Linked DNA regions of Homo sapiens: region 1 is linked to region 2. A link is an interaction called in ENCODE POLR2A ChIA-PET data of the cell type or tissue named here. Cell type or tissue: GM12878. All regions are shown on one strand. Links, peaks and the distances in the headings refer to the core of each region. The heading gives the core; the rest is flanking DNA.

Region 1 (5,392 bases), core at 214-5,213, 63 kb before region 2:
GTTTAATATGGATTCTCACTTGAAAGAAAAATTATTCAACAAAAACCTTTCTACTTAAGAGAAAGCAGTTATGGAGCCTTTATTGTGCATGTAAAATGTAAAATACTAACACCTGCTTCATGGCTCTCAGAAAATGTTATAAGGGCAGTGCCCACTACTTGGTAATATGCACAGTTCAGTCATCACAATCCATACTTTGATTATAGTAAGAAATCAGTATTTTGAAATAGTATAATACCATAATTTTGTAATTTGTAAAAACTACTTAGCAATGTATATCTCTAACAAATTATATATCTCTTACTGTATCCTGGATATTAAAAGTTACTCTAGGTCCAGGAGATGCTGCATCCACACGGATTTCTGGGAGCTCTTCAGTTTCTCCTACTCGAGAACTGCAAGTAAATATAAAGTTATAAAACACCAATATTCTCATTAAAAAAATTCCTGGACTTTATAAAAGTCTGATTAATGGCAATGACATTTTATTTGTAAGTATTTACCTAATCAAAGGATTGAACTTTCTCTTAACCTTTAGCATCCCATAAAAAAGAGTCAATGTTTTGGTTAACTCAAGATTTTTCTAAAACTAAATCATATAAAAAGAATTTATACTTCTTACGTTATAGTGCTGATTTACTATTAAAACTGTATTCACTTCAATAAAATGTAAAATTTCCATTTTTTCATATGCTAAATGTCTGTGTGACTATACCTTTTCTAAACTGACAAATCTAGAGCAGTAGCTACTAGTATGCACCTTTTAATTTCTTTGGATAATCTATAAGTTTACGCATAAAACTTGTCTATCCTTCTAAACCACAGTTTTATGTAAATAAAACAGAAACTTGTCTAAATAGCAGCGTACTTCATTACTAAAAAGCACTTACCGCATTGTGGTTATAAATGTGATGAGAGATTCCTTAAATAAACTTCTGAGTTTGATAGTATCCACTGTTATTGCTATTTTACTAATAAAATTAATTTTTGTTATCTTAATTTTATAATTAGAACATAAAAAAGTAGTTGACCTTGGTAAAAGAGTCAACAATTTTATTACTTGTTTCAATGGCTGAAATATATATTACCTTGCCCTTTCCATTCGCTTAAGAGGTGGTCTTCCAGAAGCAGAAATGCTTTTTGATCGGCTGTAACTTGGTTTGTAACTCAAACCCCACTTATCCTTTAGGGAAGCAGCCTAACAAAATGGGAGAGAAAAAAGGGTGACTATAGGTGATTATTTACTGTATTTGACTTCAAATAAAAGAAAATATTCTACTATTAAATAAGTTGTTTTCCCCAGGGGACTTTAATGTTACTTAACAATATGAGTCAAAATAGAGGAGGAATCAGCTATTCTTTGGTTCTAACACCAATTAGGAGGCGCAATGAAAACAGGAGCCACCAGCTGACCTGAGAAAAAAGAAGAAAAGAGAAAGTTTGGGGGTAGGGATGAGGGTACAGAAACATGGTGAGAAGAAAGGAAATGATTTTAAAATTAAGAATGGAGAAAGAAACTGAGAATTAAAGTTTTGGGAGAAAGCTAAGTTCGGGGCAGTGGAGACAAAAGATCACTTTTCTCCAAGGGCATCCCGTTTGTAGGACTCTTCATTACAACAAAGGAAAGTAAGAGTGTTAATGACTTAACACTCTCCCTGTCTCTAAGTCCCTCTTCTAGAAACTCGTGATGGTGCTAGATAGTTAAAAGATTTTAATACAGTGGAGTTTTGGAGTCTAAGATGGATAATGGGAATTGAGGGGAATATGTGGAATGAGATGTGTTAAGAATGCAGATGTTTTAACAACTTCCCTAATTCTATCTAGTTTTATTTTTAACAGTCAATTACCAAATATGACTTGTAACAGGACACAAGTAATATTTTAATTATATTGTATGACTGTTGTGTAGACAGCAAAAATTTAAAATATAAAATTACATGTTACAGATCTCACTATCCATTATTACTATCAGAGACTAGTGACAAATAAATTGGAGAGCAGTATTCAAACTATATTCTCTGGGAGTTAAGAAGTGATCAAGGAAGGGCAGGTCAAGCCAATAGCTCCTGGAACCCTGCATCAAACTTTCCCCTTTCCTTTGACACCTGCAGCTCTGATTTAATATGTTTTTCATGTGTTGGGGTACCACCTAAAAATCTCATCCTGGTTAAAAAAAAAAAAAAAGAGGGTTCTCTGTTGGTTTAAAAAATTTTAAAACCAATTACTTTTTTTTTCCTTTTAAGTGGTTTTTAGACTTTGTTTTCAGTTTCACATGTAAGGAGTTTGGAAGTCACCATTCCATCCTAACAAGAAGTAAAAAGCTGAACAAACTTAAGAATCAACAGCTGTTCTTGGAGCTGTAAGAAAGGCGACAAGGAAGGACAACTTCTGCCCCTCACATTGGAGAAAGAGACCAGTAAATACAGTGAGTTACAGCTTACCAGGACAGAGATGCACAAGTAAAAACTGCTGCAGGAACCAACACTGGGGTAGGAACACCTGAACTGTAATTGAAGAATTGCTGGAAGGTTCAGTGCAGACAAGTCTGAGAGTTAAAAACTCCAGGGGGACCCAGTCACCGGTGCCCCTGCAATATTGTGAGATCGCCTTTCAGTAGTTCCACCAGGTTCCCACAGAAAATGTCAGGGGAAAAAAATCCCCTCAGGAGAAAAGTCCCCTAGGCTTCCAACACGGGGAAGGGAAAAGGAAACATTTTGAAAAAACACTAAGAGTACTTTCTTTTTCTGAATAAGAAAAAATGCCCTTAGGAGAAATTAGCTAACCAGAGCCTAACCAGTGGGAATATTATCAGAGTATAACTGACCTGGGGAAGGGAAATACAATACCAATGCAGTCAGTTCTATCCATACTGGTCCATCTAAGTTGGGAGGAAAAAACTGACAAACATGAAGTTCACAGTTCAGAGGCATAGGCTCATTAAAAGACGATAAAATGCTTCTCTTACCCTGACACCTTAACATTACCTCACTAAAGCTTCTTTACAGCAGCTCTTTTTACTTGGTAAATCATGTCTGGCTATCAATAAAAAATTACAAGGCATATCAAATAGCAAAAAACACAATCTAAAGAGACAGAACAAGCATCAGAACCTCATAGAAGGGATGTTGGAATTATCAGACTAGAAATTTAAACCAACTATGATTACTATGCCAAGGGCTCTAACATAAAGTGGACAGCATGCAAGATCAGCTGGACACTGTAAGTTGAAAGATGACAATTCTAAGAACCAGAAAGAAATGCTAGCAATCAAAAACACTGTGACAGAAATGAATTACTTTGATGAACTTATTAGTAGACTGGACATGGCTGAGGAAAGGATATTTGAACTTGAGGATATATCAATAGGAACTGCAAAAAGTGAAAAGCAGAACAGAGACTAAAAAAACAAAACAAAACAGTATATCTAAGGACTGTGGGACAACTACAAAATGTGTAAGTATGTGTAATGGAATACCAGAAAGAAAAGAGAAAGAGAAAGGAATAGAAGAAATATCTGAACCAATAATGACTGAGAGTTTTCTCAAATTGTTGTCAGATGCCAAACCACAGATAGAGGAAGCTCAAAGAACACCAAGCAGGATAAATGCCAAAAAAAAAAAAAAAAAAAAAAAAAAAAAAAAAAAATTACATGTAGTTATATCATTATCAAACTACAAAAAAAAAAAAAAGATAATGAAAAAAGCCTGACTTTTTCCTCAGAAACTATGCCAGGTAGAAGGCAGTGGAGTAAAATATTTAAAGTGTTGAGAGGAAAAAAACAACCCAACAACCTAGAATCATATACCTTGCAAAATTATTCTTGAAAAGTGAAGACTTTCTCAGACACAAAAATTGAGGGAATTTGTTGCCAGCAGACCTGCCTTGCAAGCAATGTTAAAAGAAGTTTTATAGAGAGAAGGAAAATGATATAGATCTCTATTTAAAAAAGGAAGAGCATTAAAGAAGAAATGAAGGTAAAACCTTTATCTTATTCATAATCGACCTAACAGGTAAGTTTGTTCAAAATAATACCAATAATGTATTTGACTATATATATCACATGTGTGTGAGTGTGTGTATATATACACACACATATATACACATGCACACATTTAATACCAATAATGTATGACTATATATAAATCGCATGTATATGTGCACATGTATGTATAAATGTGTGTGCATGTGTATATATGTGTGTGTATATATGTGCACACGCATTTATGTATATGCTTATATATGCTTAAATATAAGAGAAATGAATGACAGTAATGATACAAGAGACAGGAGGGAGGGATTATGATTATTTTGTTTTAAGGTACTCCCACTGCCCATAAAGTGGTATAGTGTTACTGAAAGTAGACTTGGATTAATTATACGTGTACAGATGGTCCTTGACTCATAATGGTTTGACTTACGATTTTTTGACTTTATGATGGCACAAAAGAGGTAACATTCAGTACAGTCCTCAACTTATGATGGGGTTCAAGCTGGATAAACCTGTCATAAGTTGAAGATATCATAAGTCATTTTGACTTTTCAACTTATGGGTTTATTGGGATGTAACCCAATCATAAGCCGAGAAGAATCTGTAGACTGCAGTCTCTAGGGCAACCACTAAAAAAAAAAAAAAAAGAAAAGAAAAAGTAAAAAAAGAAGTGTAACTGATATGCTAAGAAAAAACAGAAAATGAGATTATATAAATGGCTCAATTAAAACCACAAAAGGCAGAAAAACGAGAAGACAAAGACAGGAACAAAGAGAAAAGGCAAAAAGTAGAAAATAGTAACAAATACAGTAGATATTAATTCAAAGCTATCATTAATCACTTTAAATGTCAGTGGTGTAAAATGATCTTAAAAGACAGACTGTCAGAGTGGATTAAAAAAGATCTGACAATGTGTTGCTACAAGAAACCCACTTATATATACATATTTAAGCATATATATTTAAAGACACATAGATTAAAAGTATACAGATTGAGAAAAATATACCATCCTATCACTAATTAAAAGAAAGCAGGGATAGCTATATTAATTTCAGACAGAGCAGATTTCAAAGCAAAGAAAATTATCAGGTATAAAGAAAAAGAAGAGCATTATGAAATGATAAAGGGGTCTAGTCTTCAAGAACAAATAACAATCCCTAATGTGTACATGCCTAACAACAAAGTGGGCTGAGCATGGTGGCTCACACCTGTAATCCTAGTGCTTTGAGAGTCGAAAGCAGGAGGATTGCCTGAGGCCAGGAGTTTGAGACCAGCCTGGGCAACATAGCAAGACCCTGTCCCCACAAAAAATGTTTTAAAATCCTGCCAGGCATGGTGTCATGTGCTGTGGTCCCAGCTACTTGGGAGGCTGAAGCAGGAGGATTGCTTGAGCCCAGGAATTTG
Region 2 (5,392 bases), core at 117-5,116:
ACACACACACACACACACACACACACACACACACACACAAAGGATCTGTAACATGACTGATCCCATCAAAAGTAAGTCTAGGTACTCAAAGAAACTAAAGAAAGAAAAGCTATCTATCTTCAGCAACCTTCCCTGCATTTTTTTACGGGAGTCAGAATAGACATCTACCTGGAAGGAAACTAGAGGCTTTTTGCTAATAGCAAGAAATGTTGACGCAATGGATACCAGTGCTGTGAAGCCCTTAAATGTCTTAACCTCCTCTGAAAAGCAGAAAAGCTTATTCCCTTTTCAATGCCCTCCCAGTCATCCTCACTTAGATGAGGAAAGGTGGAGGAAGGGTGTTGACACAGGAAGTAAAAGAACACTCACAACGTATTAAACACTTGATAAGCATGTTTCATGTATTAGCTTATTTAATCCTTAAGTTCTCCAAGGTAAGATATTCTGTCCTAAAGGATGAAGAAAAGTCCCTTACATACTTACTAAGGAAAAAGCCAGATTTTTAACCCATCTACCTAACTTCTACCTTCAAATTCTTAACACTAAATTATCCTTCCTACTACTCTAATAATCAAGGTGTGTTAAGATTTAATTCTCTGGAGAGCTCTGAAATGCCAAAAAGACTTTCCACAATTAATGAAAAAAAATTAAAAATTACAGAATTTTTCGATTTCTATCTTCTGTCACATCTATGATTAGAATGGCCGATCAATTTAAAATACAGTACAAAAAAAGACTACACAGGCAAAAAAGATCTTGAAAAGCAAAGATCGGAAACTAAGCATTTGGAATTTCACATTTTTAGAGGACTTTAATAACCCATAGCAAAAGAATGTTCAAAACAATTCTGAAAATGAACAGCTTTAACAGGAAAACACCTAAATATGATTCAGAAGGTTGAAAAAACTGTCCATCAGGAAAAAAAGCTAAGACAGATTAAAGTGTCCCAAGCGTCTAACTATACTGTGGAAACAATAAGCTCAATAGTTCAGTCTTCTTTTTAAAGTATATCAAACTATCATTGAATGTTTTAACTAAAAGAGCCATACTTACACAGAATAAAAACTTTGAAAGCCCAAGAGACTATTCAATAGAAAGTAAGTCCTGTGTTCCAATATACTGGATCCCTTTCCCAGAGACTCTCTTAACTGTTTCTTATCTATCTTTACATAAATCAGTTAGGCCTATATAAGTACATACATATTTATCCGTTTTTAAACACACAAATAGATATCATCCTATACTTTATCAGTGTACTTCGGTGATCATTCCATATCCACTTACAGATCTACTTCATCTAAAAGATTTCATAGTATGCATCTATATCAGTGTACGCTAGTTTATTAGTCCTCTAATGATTAGTCATTTGTGTTGTTTCCACTATTTTCCTTTTATAAATAGTGCTGCAAAGAACGTTCTTAGACTCATCATGTCTTCGCACATCTATGACTTTCTCTAGAATGAATTCCTCAATATGGAAATACTAGATAAAAGAGCATCACCTTCTAAATTTTGACACATATTGCCACATTGTTATTCAAAGAGGTTGCACCAATTTGATTCTCATCAATGCCGTATGAGTATCTGTTTTCTTACATCTTCACCAACAATGTACACTATTCAAAAGTTTTAGTCTTTCAATCTGATAAGTGAGAATGGAAATCTCATTTTAATTTACATTTCTTTAATTATAAGAAAACATTTTTGTATGTGTATATGTATTTTTCTGTGAACTACCTGTTTATATCATTTAACCATTTTTTCTATTTGGTATTGGCTTTTTTCTTACTGATAAGGATGAGATCTTTATATTTTAGAAAATTAGCCTTTTGTCATGTGTCTTACTGTTCTGTTTACAATACAGTCATGTGCCACATAATTACAGTTTAAGTGAACTACAGGCAACGTATACAACAGTGAACCCATAAGATTATAATATCATATTTTTACTGTATCTTTTCTGTGTTGAAATACACAAACACCATTGCATTCCAATTGCCCACTGGTTTCAGGATAGTAATATGCTGTACAGGTTTGTAGCCTAGGAGCAACAGGCTATCTATCCCATATAGTCTAGGTGTGTAGTAGGCTGTACCATCATCTAGGTTTGTGTAAGTACAGGCTATGATGTTTACACAATGACAAATTGCCTAATGATCCATTTCTCAGAATGCATCATCCCTGTCATTAAGTGATGCATGACTATATATTACTTTGTTCTGTGTAGAAATTTTTATTTAATATTGTCAAAATTATCATTTTACAGATTCTGGGTATCAATGTGAGTCTATACACAGACTTTCAAAGAAAGTTAAAATTTTTTTTTTTTGAGATGGCGTCTCGCTCTGTCGCCCAGGCTGGAGTGCAGTGGCAGGATCTAGGCTCACTGCAACCTCCACCTCCCAGGTTCAAGCAGTTCTCTGCCTCAGCCTCCCGAGTAGCTGGGATTACAGGCGCCTGCCACCACACCCGGCTAATTTTTGTATTTTTAGTAGAAATGGGGTTTCACCATCTTGGCCAGGCTGGTCTTGAACTCCTGACCTTGTGATCCACCCGCCTTGGCCTCCCAAAGTGCTGGAATTATAGGCATGAACCACCGCGCCTGGCCAGAAAGTTAAAATTTTAACTTTTTCAGTGCTCACAAAAGTAAACTAGCACAAAATAAAGAACCACCAACAACAATAACTAGCAAAAAATAAAGAACCAACAACAAATGATTCATTAAGGGTCAGATATTGCTCTAGGCATTTTTCATGAATTAACTCAATTATTTCTCACAACCCTCTTCAGAAGTTTACTATTATAATCTCCATCTTACACCAAGGAAACTGACGTACAGTTAAAGCCTGTTCAGTCAGAGAGCAACTAAGTGGCGGGGCAGGTTTCAAACCAAGGCAGTCTGGCTTGCAAGGTGGTACTCTAACCACTTTGCTATATGTCTCTTATCAAGCATCCATTAAATTCATAAAACCAAAAAAATTAAAATCATAAAACAGTCTAACCCAAACCACCTATTGATCACACACTGCCTAAAAGGCTTCTCATTAAAACTGATAATTATAAGATTATCAACATTTTCAATTTGGGATTTTATGGAATACAGTATTCAATAAACTGGAGACAGCTCTAAGGCTTGGTAGTTATAGTGGTCCTTAATCAACAGCAGTTACTGATGATACAATTTTCAAAGAAATATTTACACTGAAATTACAAATCAAGTTAATTTCAACACGAAAATGCTATCTGAATATTTAGGGTGGACACCTAACATTTAAATTTGAGATAAAATTTTAGGTTTTCTCTGTAAGTCTGGATAACTCTAACCAAAAAGAGCAATAATATACCTTTATTTTTAATGCAGAGTCACTATGGGTATGAGTTTTAGAAAGTTTCCTCATTATCTCAGCTCCAGTTACAGGTCCAGAGCTACCAGGTGGAGGCCGGTTAGCTGTTCCTTCTAATAGCATTGTGTGTTCACTGACTGTGGCTGAAACAGTTCAAAAGAATAAGTGAGCAATAGATTATCACACATTTTCATGAAACATCAGCCCCTATGTTTCTAGTTATATAATGACACTCAACTTTCATATTCCTTGACAAATATTTATTATTTTCTCCCCCACCCCAATCCTCTCACTCAGTTTCAAGAAAGGAACAAACGGCTTTTATTAGACTTTCACATATTCCATGCAAATGATACTCGGACCAAAAGTCAATTCAACTAAGCGCAAGAAAGCACAGACTGCTCATAGATTAACAGAGGGATTTGCAGATAATTGGAAGGGATATTCAGTGTACTGGTTTTCAAACTTTTGTGTAGATTTGAAATTTTCTAAAATAAGTAATAAAATCTACCCTATTCCTCATAACTCATTTATTTGTTAAATATCAAGTTATTTTTAAAACTAAGCTTGGTAAAGTTTTATATATCAATGTTCTAAAATCTCTAAGACTACTCTTTCAATATTTTTTTCAAAACATCATAACATGCATTTTCAATAAATATGATAGGTCATGATAATAAAAATTAATCTTTGGCAAAGCTTAAGGTATGCAAGTACATTTCATAAATGTATATCCACTATCTTTATTCTGACACAGCCATTTTGTTGACAAAATTGTAGGCTGAGCGCAGGCCCCAAAGTTTACATAAATTCAGGATCAAGCAGGCATCAGGTAAAAAGACAAAGGCCCCTTTAAAATACTGTGGCATAGGGAAGATGACAGACAAATACAAGTTTTAAATAGAGGTTTATGTGTTTCATTCAAAACGTTCTACTTATATTATCTTTGTCCTGGATAGATCAAGAGAAGTCTACTGTATTTCACAAAACTGAACTTATAAAATCAGGTCAGTATGAAGATTCCTAATCATTATCACTTACTTGGCCAATAAAAATCATACGTGTATACTTAAGCCATGACCATTTTCCAATTTGGGACATGAATTATTAAAATTATCACAAGTACCATATTAACAAGTATGTAATATCTAAAATTGCTTATATTAGTAATTTATTTGTAACTGTGAGGAAAAACAAAGGGTCTTGACATTTTTAAAGAGGTATATTAACTTACTGATAAAAGATGCATAATATCTAAGCAAAAAACATACAGTAATTGTGTTGAGTAAGAAAACACCCTAGTTTTGTGAGGTGTAAGAAAGTACTCAATAGAGGCTTACAAAACTACCTGCATCGAACTCAAATTCTGCTCCATCAGCACTGGTATCACTTTGAAGACCACCCCCATTGTCCAATCCAAGTCCATCTTCATGTTCATGGTCCATAGCTATTTGAGGTTTCAGAGGCTGAGCTGGTCTATGTAAGCTAACTCCTTTAAAGGCTGGTGTCACCACAATAAACTTCATCCACTGCCTTGCCAGTGCAACTAAACCTTTCTTCAAAGTTACCAAAGCAGGAAGTCCATCGCTCTGTAACAATAATCATGTGGTTAGAAGTAATCTAATGTAATAATATCAGTTACCATTTAAGTGCTTTGCATGTATTTATTCAAATCTCATAATACTCATTTAGAGATAAAGAAATTAAAACTTAGATGTTAAGTAATTTGTTCAAAGTTACCCAAGAGAGTCAGGATTTCAATTATAATGTAGACTACAGAATCTAATCTCTAGGCACAACGTTTCATCTTTGTGTCATAAAACAACACAATAGCACAGGTCAATATGATACTAGATGTGGAGTGCAAAGTTGGAATTTTCCTTAAGAAGCATTCAATCAACTTTACTTATTTTGCCCAAGTGAAGAATCAAAATGCATTTTGAGCTACTTGGAACATTCAATAAGCAAAGAGGAAGTAAAATTATTTCCTTCAAAGATTAGGTAACTACCATTGTGTTAACATTTAAAAAAATAAATTACTATAACTT

Evidence for each region. ChIA-PET counts read pairs that join two places held together with the same protein. Peaks named below come from ENCODE experiments on the same cell type or tissue, not always from the same donor. Only the 100,000 strongest peaks of a DNase experiment are listed, where the experiment ranks them.
Region 1: POLR2A ChIA-PET joins it to region 2 with 6 read pairs; 2 of 35 experiments call an interaction of 5 or more read pairs at or near these places.

The regions. Positions count from the first base shown.
Region 1 is chr4:122,320,233-122,325,624 of GRCh38, reverse strand. BLTP1 (bridge-like lipid transfer protein family member 1) reads right to left here. Exons shown (of 88, transcript NM_001384125.1): 65 at 1,089-1,198; 66 at 305-395. Among named protein-coding and RNA genes, the nearest start is that of ADAD1, 56 kb to the left of the region's middle. In GM12878, for the core only: no CTCF peak of the experiment used is centred there; a DNase peak (open chromatin) is centred at 2,399.
Region 2 is chr4:122,256,796-122,262,187 of GRCh38, reverse strand. It overlaps BLTP1 (bridge-like lipid transfer protein family member 1), which reads right to left. Exons shown (of 88, transcript NM_001384125.1): 41 at 4,693-4,933; 42 at 3,345-3,487. Among named protein-coding and RNA genes, the nearest start is that of BLTP1, 110 kb to the right of the region's middle. In GM12878, for the core only: no CTCF peak of the experiment used is centred there; no DNase peak of the experiment used is centred there.